Linked DNA regions of Homo sapiens: region 2 is linked to region 1. A link is a loop called in an ENCODE intact Hi-C map of the cell type or tissue named here. Cell type or tissue: A673. All regions are shown on one strand.

What was found. Hi-C counts contacts between places; a loop is a spot of excess contacts. Peaks named below come from ENCODE experiments on the same cell type or tissue, not always from the same donor. Only the 100,000 strongest peaks of a DNase experiment are listed, where the experiment ranks them.
Region 2: a loop joins it to region 1, with 4 times the contacts of the local background. A loop is called at or near these places in 3 of 110 quality-filtered maps.

Annotation. Positions count from the first base shown.
Region 1 is chr4:35,722,996-35,730,995 of GRCh38, forward strand. No RefSeq gene overlaps it. Among named protein-coding and RNA genes, the nearest start is that of ARAP2, 520 kb to the right of the region's middle. In A673, no CTCF peak of the experiment used is centred here; no DNase peak of the experiment used is centred here.
Region 2 is chr4:35,909,047-35,917,046 of GRCh38, forward strand. No RefSeq gene overlaps it. Among named protein-coding and RNA genes, the nearest start is that of ARAP2, 330 kb to the right of the region's middle. In A673, no CTCF peak of the experiment used is centred here; no DNase peak of the experiment used is centred here.

The sequences.
Region 1 (8,000 bases):
GTCACGTTAGACTACCTTCAAGACCATAAAACGTACCTTAGTAAATTGCAAATAATAGAAACTATACAAAGTATGTTCTTAAGCCACAACAGAATCAAAGAATTAATAATAGAAAGGTAGCAGAATTCTAAATAATTTATGCAGCTACTATGACCTCAAGGAGGTAAAGCATAATTCTTTACTTCTTAAGTCTCTGGAGTGCTCTTAATCACTTACTTCCAAAGAGTACAGTACATGACAAGGAGTAAAACCAACTTTTAATAGATGCATCTGAAAAACACTACTTCAGCCATATGATCAAGGTTAACTTCAATAATGATAAGTCATGTTGATAGTATGTACTCCTGATAGCATATAAGAGTGACACGTTACCTCTTTGATCCTGCTCCCCCAAAAAAACATGCCCTGAGTCTAATCATGAAAAAAATAAACAAAACCCCAGTTGAGGAACAGTCCACCAAATACCTGGTCAGTACACCTCAAAATTGTCAAGGACATTAGTACAAATAAAGACTAAGAAACTCTCATGGCCAAGAGGAGCTTAAGACATTGCAACTAGGGGCTAGGTATGGTGGCTTACTCCTGTAATATCAGCACTTTGGGAGGCCTAAGTGGGAGGATTGCTTGAGGCCAGGAGTTTGAGAACAGCCTGGGCAACTTATCAAAAAAGATAAAATTGACTATTTACCCCACACTGATAGCTAATAGTCTTTATGTACATTATGACCAGGAAACTGCACTCAGGTTTGATTTAGAAGGTAGCAGTGATATGTAACACAGCCTTCTGCAGTTGTGTGGGTGATAAGTGAATGAAAAAAGTTTTCATCTCTACAAATAAGTTGGAAGTGGGAAACTAGGCAGCAAACAAACAACAACAAAAGATATGACAACTAAATGTAATGTGTCTCCTACATAGGATGTTAGAACAGAAAAATGACATTAGGCAGAAACTAATGAATTCTGAATACAATTTGGATATTAGGTAATAACTTATCAATATTAATTCACTAGTTATAAGACATGGCATACATCAAATACTAATGATAGGAGAAATGATTGTGGAATCTATGAGAACTCTCTACACTCATTTCTTCATTGATCTGTAATTCCACAACTGTTCTAAAACAAAAGTTCATTGAAAATATGAGTCAGATCAGTGACACCAAGAACTTATGTGTCACTTACCAGTAGAACCTACTCTATAGATATGTGGCTTAGTAAGTCCGGGCATTGATGCATCTTCTACAGTTTGAAAATTACTTATGCAATGGTGTTTTGTTTAATGTTTCTTACACCGGTGTATCAACAACTGCTCAGTGAGGGACACATAGTTGTTCAGAGTATCACAATCAGAAATAGATTTACTACAAGTAACGGAGTTCTTACAAAATCATTGGCAGAATAGAGAATAAGCCTCTGCACTTTGAGTTTCAAGTCACATAATTGCAGCTGTAATCCAGTGGTCATGAGACAGATGTTACCCTTATTAGCATCTCTCACCCAAGAGGTTGGAAACTAGGCAGCAGATTGTGGGGTCCACTATGGCTCAAACACTCATGCTTGTCAGAACATGCTTCTCACCCGCACAACTGCAGAAGTCTGTGTTATGTATCACTGCTGCCTTCTAAATCAAACCTAAGTCCAGTTAGTTTCCTGGTCATAATGTACATAAAGATTATTAGCTATAAATGATGGATAAGTAGTCAATTTTACCATTTTTGCTTTGTTTTAAATAGACTTTATTTTTTAGAGCTGTTCTAGGTCCATAGCAATATTGAGAGGAAGACATAAACATTTCCCATATAGTCCCTGACTTCCCATAGATGCAGTCTCCTCCACTGTGAACGTCCTCCACCAGAGTGGGGACATTTGTTACTATCTACTATATGAGCGTTGACAATCTCTTATTACGCAAAGTCTATCGTTTACACTAGGGTTCACTCTTGGTGTGGTATATTCTATGGGTTTTAAGAAATGTTTAATGACAAGTATCCACCAGTATAGTATCACACAAAATAGTTTCATTTCCCTAAAATCCCTGTCTATGCTCTGTCTATTCTTCCATTTCCCTCATGTTAGCTCTTTAAATTATCTTTTAAAGGAGATTATAAAAAATTATCTATCCAAATAAAAAATTATCTTAAGTGTTCACATCATGAATGTAATAGATATAATCATTTTATATTTACCTTATATTGCTGCATAACAAATTACTAGGACCTTATCAGCATAAAAAGTTATTATCTCACAGATTCTGTGGCAGGAATGTGAGCACAGCTTAGGTACTTTCTCTGCTCAGGGTTTCACAAGAATGTGATCAATGTCATGGGGCTCTGCATTCTCATCTGGAGGACTATTGTAGGTATGAACACCAGGGGGCAGGAATCATGGGGACCACATTAGGTCTGTCAACTGTACCCAGGGATAATAAATGTGTAGGTTTATTTGTGGTTGGAATCCTAGGCTTTCGGGCAGGATACACTTGGGTTAGAGTCTTGGCTCTGTCTACTGTTAATTTGTAAAGTTGGTATATCACTTTCCGTCTATAAATGGCCATCCTTTCACACATAAAAGGTGGATAATAGTAAGAGCTACCTCAGAGGGATGACTGTGTGAGATAATCCAACTGTTGGCTATTAACATCATACCTACGATTTAGATGTCTAACTCTATCTACTGTAAGATCCCAATGCCAGGCTCAAATTTGTAAAAGGGGATTTGATTATACTAGACCTATAAATACATTATTTCAGTGGAACCTAGCAAGAATTTTCTTGTACTCTTTCAACTTTGGTATGCTTTGGTATCAGCTCCTAAATGAGATAATTTTACCAATCCACATATTTTCCTGCTAACTCCTCCAGGCACTGTTTGAGGTTTATTCTAATGTTTTGTCTTTCCCCCCCAATTACAATTTCTTCTTTCCACCTGCCTCCAGAATTCAACTCTTTATAGCAGCAGTTAAATATTTATAAAGCTTAAGCTACATACTTCCTTTCAAAAATACTGCAGCATAAAATTGAAAAGTAAAACTAAAAATCTAGTGATAGCACCAAGAACAAATATGTTAACTTATTGAATTCTGAAGAGCACAAAGAAATTTTAGAAAACTGTGCTCTTCAGGCCCTTTTCTCAAATTATGGCAGGACTAGTTCTTTTTCTCATACTTTTCAAATCTATTTTGAAAATGAGACAGAAAAAATAAACCTTAACAATTTCAAAAGCCACAAACTCGATAGTAAAACCCAACTGGAATTTCAGAGTTGAAAAGCTTCCTTTCTAATGGTCCAGAATCAGGAGAAAAGTGGGGAAATAGAACTGGCATTTGTTGAGAGTTAGTCATGTATGTATGAGCCACTTTCTATAACTTTTATTATATTTAATATAATTATAATTATTATGTCATTAAGTGCTTACATTTAATCTTTTCACTTCATGAAATGTGTTAGTTGTAGGGAAAGGGGAAAGTTCTAAAACATAGAATCAACTTCCCAATTCTATTTTATAAACTTAATCTTTTTTAAATCCTAGATTGATGTTTATCAAAAAAAAACACAAATAAACCCATTATTTGTCCAATGTCTATTACATCTACCAACAATGTTTAAGCTGGACTCTGACAGACACACACATACACAATACACATACACCTGCACATATACATGGACACATTACTCCCATAATAAAATTGTGGAGTGTTTTATCAAAGAAAGACAGGACATGAGAGATACTGACTTTAGTGTAGGAAGCCTACTATATGAAAAATATCCAATAGGTAGTTTGAAGAGCAGCTGAATCTGATTGAGAAGTTTTCTCAATTAGCTCGGAGAGAGTAAGGGCAGACACACAAGCTTTGCTATTCTTGCCAAATCATGAGTCTGCAGGGCTACTAATGTCAAATGATGCCATTATAAATTGAACAGTGGCATCACCAACTCGCCAATTTATGTATACCTGTGAGGTTATATCCACCTTGAAGAAATAATTTTTAGTTTGCATAAAAATACCTACGGGATAGCAGTATGTATTAGTTAATTCTCATACTGCTATAAGGACATATCAGAGACTGGGTAATTTACAAAGGAAAGAGGTTTAATAGACTCACAGTTCCACATGGCTGGGGAGTCATCACAATCATGGCAGAAGAAGAAAGGAGGAGCAAAGGCCTGTCTTACATAGTGGCAGACGGGAGAGTTTGTGCAAGGGAAGTCCCATTTATAAAACCATTAGATCCCATGAGACTTATTCACTACCAGGAGAACAGCATGGGGAAAACTCCCCCATGATTCAATTATCTCCACCTAGCCCCATCCTTGACACCTGGGGATTATTACAATTCAAAGTGAGATTTGGGTGGAGACACAGCCAAACTACATCACAGTTGCACAAGCAGTTTTTTTTGTTGTTGTTGTTTGTTTGTTTTATGTGAGGTTAAATTAATCTTTCCCTTGTCTTCGAACAAAATCTTCCTTAAGTTTTCTACTAGCAATCTGTGATTTTGGAAAGAGATTGTGTTATTGAAGATGTGAAGAATGACATAAAAAGAAATGAATCTGTCCTCAAGATTTCTGCATGACTAAAGGAGATAATGCATAAAATTATCCAACATAATCTGGGTTACCATTGCCAATTTCTTAGGTTGACATTCAAAGTTTAAAGAATATGATCATATTTACATCTTATGAATTCCAGATTTAAGAAAACACTTACTGTGTTGCCAAAGATCCACATTTCCTGGCGCCTTTGTTTTTGCCTGTGATTTACAGTAATAATCAGCAATATTCTTTGTCCCTGCCAAAAATTTTCACCTATCAAAACCTGTGCATTACTTTAAAACTATCTCAAATTAATATGCTATTACCCACCTAGCTTATATTAGATTCCTTCCTCTGGGCTCTCAGAGTACCCAGTGTAATTCCTTTCTACTGTAATCATCTCTTTTTGTGTGTTTGTTTCCCTTACTAGATTGTGAATAACTTGGACGTAGAAAGTCATGTTTGCACTTTAAATATCTAATTGAATATTTATGGAATACTTTTGAACAAAAATACATCATTCCAACTTCTGTGGTCTACAAAAAAAAGAGAAATTATCCCTAATAATCATTTACCTGCTTTTATATTCCTTTCCCTTCTCACAGGATAAGAAAAAGCTGCCACTGGTACCTTAAACATTGGTCCCTGCTACTTGATTAAATGTAGCTAAAGCATTAAAACTCTTTTTAAATAAGCCATCTTCATGGCTCTTGAAAGACATCTGCTATGACTATTTTTTCCAGAATTAAACTCTTAACTTTCTCTCATGTTGTGTTTTAATTTCTACATTGAGAAGGCAGAATGTCAACCACACCATTTTTCCCTCACAGTAAGTGTTATGAGCCAATCGATGAGAGATAAAGCTGAAAATATTTGCAAAAACTAACTCTCGCTAACTATCAAGAGCTCCCCTATCTGCCACCCTATAGAAAAGTGGTTGAGAATGGGCTGGGCGTGGTGGCTCATGCCTGTAATCCCAGCACTTTGGGAGGCCAAGGCGGGTGGATCACAAGGTCAGGAGGTCGAGACCATCCTGGCTAACACGGTGAAACCCCGTCTCTAATAAAAATACAAAAAATTAGCCGGGTGTGGTGGCGGGTGCCTGTAGTCCCAGCTACTCGGGAGGCTGAGGCAGGAGAATGGCATGAACTCAGGAGGTGGAGGTTGCAGTGAGCCAAAATCACACCACTGCACTCCAGCCTGGGTGACAAAGCGAGACTCCGTTTCTAAAAAAAAGAAAAAGAAAAAAAGAAAAGTGGTTGAGAAAGATGAAGATTGGAATTTAATTTCACTGAACATTCAAGCACAAAATAATTTGATTTTAGATAATAAAATTGTTTTACCTTTTATATTTATTAATTTCATACTATTAAAGTGCAAGGAAATTTAATCATAGAACTTTAATGTATTACCAGAAAATTCACGGTGGGTAAGACATTATCTTCAAAGTGGGGCATCTTATAGTTAAAATTCTATTATTGAAATATATTTGGTATATTATAAGATCTCATTGCAAAATCTCTGATGGGCTGTAATGGCACAGAAAATAACTTAAAAACTGATTTTAAGATTAGTTAGAGTAGTTTTGATGCTATTTAAAAAATACTGCACTTACATTTCATACTGCACTTACATTTCAAAACTTTTAGGAGGTAAAATTTACACAATCCACGAGGGGGTCCAAGAGGATCCAGAAAGGAGCAAAATTGATGCCGAAGAAAGGTTCATGAAGGTGGGGGCAGGGTTATCCTCATAGACAACCCTAACTGATAGGGTTGATAACCCTAATTGATCACCTCAATTATAACCCTAATTGCTCTCCTCAATTATGCCTCTGACTGACTGCAGGTTTGAAGGCTAAGCCCAGGCATTTAAGAGCAAAGAGCTAGGGGACATCGACTATATTCCTTTCACCCATGTTGAGGTACAGCCAAAGCAGGACACTCATGGCCTTTTTGTATACATCAGTTACATGGAGTCTGATGATTGGATGGACTCACAAAACTTCTCAGGGTGTGTTCATGTAAGACTTTGATGGTGTAAAAGATATGGTGGCATGGGAGAAGGAAAGCACAGGCAACATCAAGGGACCTAAGATCTCCAGGTATGACTCCCCAGGGTTCCTGCTCAGTCACACAGATTTTCACCTGCCATACCTTTTTGTTTCCTTAACGAGTATCATACTCTGGTGAACAAAACAAAAATGCCATTCTTTGAGTTTCCTGAAACCCCAACAGAGTGATGAAGTTTTTTTTTTTTCTATTAACTAACTTTAATCTGTCATGTCTGATATATTGCATTTTGCCTTTTACACTGATCTGGGTGATTCTAATTGTTATAAATTTGCAATGTCCTTTTGTGCAGTGATGCTCTGTTATTGTGCCTTCCCCTTGGAAGGAAGTAAATAAGCCAATTAACCTGAAATACTACTCAGCTTTCTTAAGCTAACATCATGAATTTTGAATATTTATATGGTCAGCAAGTCTGTTGGAGGTCACAGTGAAATTGACACACGGACTACTAATACAATTTTTAAATTACATTATAATGAAGTGTTTGTTTTTTTTTCATTATTTTGGGGTCAAATGAAAGACACACCATAGACAAATAATTAAAGCAATCTTAAACACATTTGTAAAATAGATTATTACTTCCCACGTTTTCCAATGCATTTTCAAATGTACTTCTAGCCTTTCATCACCCTAAAGATATATGAATATATAATTTAAAACTGTATTTGTTTGTCAATCCTCAGAATGTCATAGCTTCAATATTTGAGCGAGATTGGTTGCATTTGTTATCTATATTTATTATGCAATGATTTTAGGGGAAAATTTCAATAACAGGTCAATGAAATAAATATATCACTAAAACTTTATTTTTCTTATGTAATAAATGAATTTCATTTTCAGATGAATCCATCAAGCTTAGTATAAAAATGAGTAGCTCCATGGAATGTAATACAAATGTAGTAGCATGCCGTTTCCAACCCTCTTGAACTAATGAGGCATTTCACAGAACTGTTCTAGTAACAAGAGACCCATGAAGAGGGTCAAGATCTTTGTGATCATTGTTTGACAAGGCAGAAAGCTTAAAGGGTTTGTTCTTTTTTATCAACCACACTTTAAACTTTAGACCTGCTTTGTTTATCTACTCTCCTCTGTATTTGCTTTCTCTACTGAAGCCTCATATGTATTTCCTTGGGAAATAAAAAATGAGAACTAAGGGGTGATTCTCAGCAATTATATCTACATGACCCAGTTTTCCCCGCTAGGCATTCTTGATCTCATGGCAAATTCCACTTCTCTCATTTTTCCCATAGATGTATCCTACACCAACATCTTTGCTTATAAGACAAACTGCAAATTGCCATAAGCGTAGATTCTAAGAAATTGAAAGTAACTTTTAAAGTCTGAAATTCACTATTTCCAAGTATAATCAATTTTATATTATAAGCTAAAGTAT
Region 2 (8,000 bases), 190 kb after region 1:
GCCCTGCTGGATTTTGGACTTGCATGGGGTCTGTAGCCCCTTTGTTCTGGCCAATTTCTCCCATTAGGAATGGCTGTATTTGCCCAATGCCTGTACACCCATTGTCTCTAGCTAGTAACCAACTTGCTTTTGATCTTACAGGCTCATAGGCAGAAGGGACTTGCCTTGTCTCAGATGAGACTTCAGACTGTGGACTTTTGAGCTAATGCTGAAATGAGTTAAGACTTTGGGAGACTGTTGGGAAGGAATGATTGGTTTTGAAATGAAAGGACATAAGATTTGGGAGGGGCCAGAGGTGGAATAATATGGTTTGGCCCTTTCCCCACCCAAATCTCATCTTGAATTCCCACATGTTGTGGGAGTGACCTGGTGGAAGGTATTTGAATCATGGGGGCAAGTCTTTCCTGTGCTGTTCGCATGATAGTGAATAAATCTCATGAGATCTGATGGTTTTAAAAAGGGGAGTTTGCCTGCATAAGCTCACTTCTCTTGTCTGCCACCATGTGAGATGTGCCTTTCACCTTCCACCATGATCATGAGGTCTCCCCAGCCATGTGGAACTGTAAGTCCAATAAGCCTCTTTCTTTTGTAAATTGCCCAGTCTCAGGTATGCCTTTATCAGCAGCATGAAAACAAATTAATGTGTTCAAATCCCAGCACTTACTGGTTCATGCAACCAGTCATGAGCCATTTAACTCCTCTAAGCCCCAATTCCCTCATCTATAAAAGCAGAAATAATAAGTGCTTGTCCTTCATAGAGTTTTCATGAAGATTTATATGATAATACATAAAAGCACTTGTCAAAATACCTAGTGTATAGAAAGAGTTCAGTAAGTGGTAACTCTTTTCATTACTGTAATAAATATTAGTAGTTAGGCCTTGTCTTCTTGGTCAATGAAATAAACAATTGCACAACACATGCATATATTAAAATACTAGATAAACATTGAAAAATTATAAGCTAGTAATTCTGATATTTTTATTTTCCAAAAGAATCATTTTATATCAAATCTAAAATGTGATAAAAGCAAACATGAGATATTCATTGTTATTGGATTTCAGCACCTTATGGGAAATTTTACTTAAATCTGCACAACCTCTCCACTGTCAGCCTCTATTGAATGTCAAGAAAGTTTTTTTATTATTATTAACTTTGTTTCTGAAGTTTACTGATAAATAGATAAAAGGACTTAAATCAAAAATATGGCATTCTCAGAGGCAAGATTCTAAAAAGACATGAAATCAAGTTAAAATTGTGCTTTCTAAAATTTCCTGTTGACAATGAGACTTTGCATTTAACTTATTTTTAACTGTCAATAATTGGTGTTAATACACATGTGTGTTTGTGAGGAGGAAGAATAATTTGGCATTAGGTTAATAAATGATTAGTAGTCAAATCTGATCATGTTAAATTACTTAAGTTACAAAACAAAGAGAAATTTCAGCATGCAAAATTGAGCCTAAATCCACAATTAAAATGGAAAAATGATTAACAAACCTATCATATGTAATGTTTATAAACCTTTTCAAAAGGTTTGGCTATGCAGAGAACAAACGTATAGTGGAAATAGACCTCTTATCTCTAGAAAACACATTTGTTAGGCTTAGAAACAAGATATAAATTAAGTATACCATTGCTGCAATGAAAAAATACAATTGTTGCTTGAAAATTTCATTAAATTGTAAATAAATTGGAGTTAACCCGTGAGTTGATTATTTATCTCAGGAATGTGGGCGAGATTTGAATGCTTGCACGATGAACAGAATAAAGGTAGGCAGTATTTTGACATTTTATCCAATTTGAACATGAAAGTCATATGTATGAGGGGTGGAGGTTCATAATAGAACTAGTTAAAAGAAGTTCCTAAGCCAGCACCTATGAAAAACAAATCAAGTAGAAATTGGAGGAATAATATTTGTGTATTTTCTTTCAATAAATCAAGCAGCAAAGCACCAAATGATCTGATGTGTTGGCTCTAGAGATCTGATGTGAACCTAAAAAACTCAATTTGAAAATTGATTACAAGATACTTGAAATCACATCGAAGATGAAAATAAGAGGTGGCAATTATCTGGAATCTTCCAGCCATGGATCTAATTTATGGCAAGCATCCAGTTCTGTGAAACAATTAAGAGGGATTTAATATATTTTTTTATTTCATCTTCATCTGATAAAAATGTGGTTGCTTATTTTTTCAATAACTAAAATCAGAGTGCTACAGTGATAATCTTATGCCCTGAAAAAAATAGAAGATAACTGCCCCAATGAAAAGAGCTTGTGTTAAGCAACCTACTAAAACAGTCACATAAGGATTTGTTTCTAAAGTGGCAGAGCATAGAATTATATCGGGCACTCAGACATAGAGTATAAAGATATAGTCTTGACCGCTAATTTCTGATATATTTTTCTATCTCTTTTGTTGCCAGGATACAAGGTCTCTGTGTAATCTCTGGACACCTGCGTTAATACATTACAGTTCTTACGTTAGTCCTGCTTTTCTCCTTCAGGTTTATCCTGTCCAAGAGGTTCTCTCCTCTTTGCCCTCTTACTGAGTCCCAGTTAGTCTGAGTAGAACCTTAATCTACATTTAGTACTGGAGCTCTCTCATGATGCCTAATCTGGAAACTGAGGATTCTCCCTCTTGCTTATCCTAATTCCCAAATTGAAGAACTGACTTAAACCTCTACTCCTTTAACCTAACTCTTCCAAAATCAACTGTATATATCCAGACAAGTCCGTTTTCCAAGCATCTTCTCCCTATTCTATCCTACTATGATTAGATGATATGGACCTGTATCCTGTATCCATAGGTCCATATCATATAATCATAGTAGGATAGAATGCAGAAATGATAGATGCAAATCTGGGGTCAGCTCTTTTTTTTTGTAAAACTTCTTGTCCTTTTTTCACTCCTTTCTCTCATTTTTCCAATTTCCTATTGCAGCTAAGCCAGCTCTACCTCTTGTTCCTCAAATGTTCCTTGAATGTCTTTCATCTAAGGTCACCTCAGTGTACCTTTGCTCCTTCTTCATTTCTTTGCTAGAAATTCTGTCACCTTTCTCTCCCATTGATTCACTTAATTTTATGTAACAACTCTGCAAAGTACTTACTACCTGCTATGGTTTGAGAGTTGAGTGTATCTCATAAAATTCATGAATTAGAAATTTGGTCCCTAGTGTGGCAGTGTTGGGAAGCAGGGCCTTTAAGATGTGATTAGGTCATTAAGGTGGATTAATGCCACTCTTTACAAACTGAGCTAATTCTCCTGGGAGTGAGCAAGTTCTCACTCTCACAGAGCTGAATTAGTTACCACAAAAGAGGGTTGCAAGTCAAAGCCACCACCCATGTTTTGCTTCTTTCACACATGTTCACTCACACTTCCACTTTTCTGCCATGTTATGACACAGTATGAAAGCCCTCGCCAGAAGCTGCCACTATGCCTTGGACTTCTCTGCCCTAGATCCACGAACCAAATAAATTATTTTCTTTATAAATTACCAGGTCTCAGGTACTTTATTATAGCAACAGAAAAACAGACCAAAATATTGCCCTACTAGAATTATTAGAGCACTAATTACCTACTGTAACCTTGTTGTATACCTTTTCCTGTGTATTTTCTGATCGAAATCAAGCATCAAAAGGTTGAGTTGCAAATACAGGCATTCATCTATAATCCTTTTGAAGAGAGGTGTCTTGTGTTAAAATCAGGTGTTAACTTTCTATTTTTACTGTGCACTGCATGTAGGTGCTCAATAAATGTTGACAATAATGTCTAAAAGGGACTTCTATAAATTTCTTCACAAATGAGTAGCATGTGAAAGCAACACTGAGGATAAATTTCCTGAAGAAAACTTTAATTTTAAAACTATATTTTTCTGTTACTAACATTGAAACTAATAAAATTGTTATAAATCCCCTGACAAAAATTAAAACCCTCTCATTTGTCTAAAACTCTCATTTGCTTAATTTACCTTGAGTTACTTATGTAAAAAAAGGAAAAATGCTAAACACATTAAAAACTAAACAGGTAAAAATAAGCTTTTCATTTGAAGCAATAGTATACATTCACCTTGTTCTAATTGTGTACTCTAACATTTTACTATTCAAATTATGTCACAAAGGGAATCTACTAAAAGACCATTGAGGCAATTCTTAACTGAAAGTTTATGATTCCACTATATGTAAAGCAGGATTAATTAATAGTTATTAACAGTAATTGTCATTATCGCACAACCAACACAGCATGCTTATTTACTGGGGAAATAAAACACAAAGCAGGAGAGGAATGGCTCTAGGCGTAAAACACATTTGCTCATGTTAAAATGGCTGGGAAAAAGATACAGGTTGAGGTTTATGTGACCATGCAGAACGCTGTCTCCAAAGTTTGCTGGCACTGTGGGTTTTTCTAGTAAACCACAGCTACTCAGTCAAGTGGGCAAAATATATAATGGATGTATATAAAACAGACAGAATTTGAGCCAGGCTGTCACATAGTCCCCATCGTGGCAGTTCTCATCGTAAAGTAAGAATTCACTAGACATCAGACTTGGACTCACGAGTGGGGTCCTAATACCTGGGAGAAAAAATACCTCGTCATAGCAAGGTAAGAACCCAGAAAACAAACAAGACTTCTAACAAGTGTCAGAGATAGGCAGCAAGAGATAAAACTTAGAAAGAAAGAATAATACTGAATTCTGAATCTTGAAGGATAATCAATATTATTTCCTTATTCCTCATTGACTGAAGTCTGGAATTCAGACAATTAATCAAGGCTCGACTATAGAGACCCACAACCTTAGAATAAAGAGACACCAGGAAAGAGAAAAAATATAATTTTATTTGGAAATATTGCCATTGGGATATCATTTCTGTCAGGAAATAGCCACTTAATTTTATCTTTAAACTTATGTGATATGGAAGCTGACATTCAGATTTTCTTGATAAAAGTGAATTGTGTTTCATGTTGACAGTTGTAACATTAATTTTTCAAGAAGTGTTTTTCAACTGTTGATCAGATTTCAGTGGAAGAGAGGTCAGGTTTCCTATATATAAATCTACACTCTTATGAACATTGTGCTTTCTGTTTTGTGTTGTTAGTTGTTTATAGCAATTTACTTTGAAATCTTTGAAGATTTAACAGATTTTGTCCTTTTAAAGTTTTTTTCACTTCTGATTTTGTCACATCAAACATGCTAGAAAATGTTAATAAAAGACGAATATTTCATTTTAAGTCTTCTGTTTCACTGCAAAAACATAATACATACTTTAGAGCAAAGCATCAACTAATACACTATTTTGAGTGTCCTGACAGAGCATCAAGACTGAAGATTTTATTGTCGGAAAAAGAAGCATAATAATCTACCATCAAGAAATCAAAGTTCTTATCTTGATGTATCATATTGGGCAAGATGCTTCCCTTCTCTGTGTTTAATTTCTTTTTGGTGGTAAAAGAATATCACTTCCTGCCTGGCCTGATCACAGTGTTGTGGTAAAATGTATATGAGGTATTAACAAATACACTTAAAAAGATAAACACAAAGTTTTTGCTCTTATAGGAAATCTACACACCTTAACACTGAATGCTGTGAGAGAAGCTGCAGAGAACACCACCTCTCAGCAAAATATATAGTTAGAATTATACTTCTTGCTGACTCTAAGGGACCCATGTTTTGCTGTGGCATAGCACAAAGAACTCAGTACTCAAGCTGTGGTCTAGGCAAAACAAATTCACCACTGTGCTTTGCTTCTTTATTTCTTATCTGTGTTCTTGTTGGCACCTCTCTTACCTATGTAAAGACTCTCTATCTATAATAGCAAACTCTTCCTTTTGAACCCACAGAATATATGAATAATTGACCCCAGAATTCATTGCCTTTGAGTCCAGTATCAGAATTCTTCAAAACAAGACACAGCATATGACTATTGACAATAAACAGAAATTTATGTGCAAGACGAAGAGTATTTGCTACTCTTGAGCTACAACTTCAGTAATTTCTAATCTTCCAGTCATATGTATACCTTTTAAGAGTGGCCTCCTGGGGTAATGCCTTTGCTGCAGAATTCACATTCTTAACACAAACAGGGGTTTGAACTGGTTACATAGGTTGTTTACAGCTTGTGGTAGAGAATGATTAGCAAAGTAAAATTAAAAACAATTCGCTTCAGCACATCACAATGATCTCTTCTTGTACTGATCATCTGTAGAGAACATTTACAGGCATAATTTTCTAGTAAAAGAAAACCACAGAGATTAACAATAAAAATGAGGTGTACAGATTCTGATTATGTATCTTTTACTCTGAGTGCAGGCTGCAGGGAATTGGTAGGAGGCCCAGGATACATATGGTAATAAAGGGCAGAGGAACTCAGCTCATGGAAGTAAAATTTAAAGCTCTGAGTCAATAGCTGTGTAAAGATGAAAGAGGATTATATCGTGGAACGAGGAATACTTAGCTAAGAACATTATGTTCATCTCTTAGGGAAAAGTTTTTCCCTTTTTAGATTTCAAGTACAGCTTACTTATAAATATCAGAGTGAATGCTATAGCCCAGTAAGAGATCCAAGCAGGAGAAGGCTGTGTTCCACTTATTTATTGCTGTATAACAACCCACTCCAAAACTCAGTGAATAAAACAACCAACATTGTATTGCATTTCATTGATTGGTAAGCCAGGATTTGGGCAGGGCATGGCTGGGCAATTCTTCTATTCCCTCTTATCATACTTTAGTTGGCATGGACAAGGGCCATTCACTGGATTTCAGATGTTGCCTGGGTGAGTCTAGAGAGTACAATACTGCTGGGTTGGCTGGAAGTCTGGACTCACTTGGGCACCTCTCTTTCTCTCCATATTGTCTCAGAGCCTCTATACATGTCTTTCCAGCGAAGTAGTTGACCAATTTGTGTGATGGCTTCCGATTTCCTAAACCTGGGCCCAGAAAATGGCCCAGCATTACATCTCATGTATTCTAATGGTCAATCCCTCACAGATCCTACCCAAATTCAATGGAGGAGACTGGCTGGGCAGGGTGGTTCACACCTGTAATACCCGTGCTTTGCGTGGCTGAGGGGGAGAATTGCTGAGGCAATTTTTGTAGACACCATCTCTACAAGATAAATATAGAAATAGATACATAAATAGATATGATTTTTTTCTAAAGAGGGCAATAGACTCCATTTCTCATTCTCCATTTTTTTTTCTAAAGAGGGCAATAGACCCCATTTCTCATTGAAGGAATCTCAGAAAAAAATGTGGCCATCTTTAACTGCCACGTAAGTAGGATTTTTTGTAGTATCTCTTTTTGTCTCATCCTTTGGAAATCACATCCCAGTCCTCAGGAAAGTTGCTGTTCTGTTGTTGCTTTTGTTCTTTTTAAGAAACCCATAAGAAGACTACTTAATGTAATAATAAGATGCTCTATATTAAGCTTCTTATTTCAGCCAATCTGTCTATCTCTTCACATTATCACCCCGTAACTTCCTAAACCAAAGCAATTTGTTTTAAAAGTGCCAGTGATCTAGGCTGACTTTCTGGTAAACATTAATTTTATGTAAGAATGATTTGAAAAAGAGCTCCCTAGACCAGAGACAGTAAGATATGGTTTCTAATTTTAGATCTATTATGACTTAGAATCAGTCTTTTAGCCTCTCTGATTCTTGTTTCATAATAAGCTGTTCGCACTCTAAAACTTAGAAATATGGCTAGTTAATAAGGTCATGTATATTAAAGTCTTTTGACTTTTATGTATGAAGAAGTATTATGATTGGAATCATCAAAATTCCAATTTCAAACATTACTAGTTAGTATATGCAACTTCAAAAATAAGTTTAAATGTCCAAGTGGGAAAATGCATGAAAAAAACTGTTAAGCAAGACATAGTCTTGATGATTTTGCCTTATTGTTTCCAGCTCTGTAATTTCTTTTTGATTGATTACATTCCTTTAGGCTATCATATCCTGCTGGTGTCCCAGGATCTCATTTTTCCAAAGGTTATGCCAACAT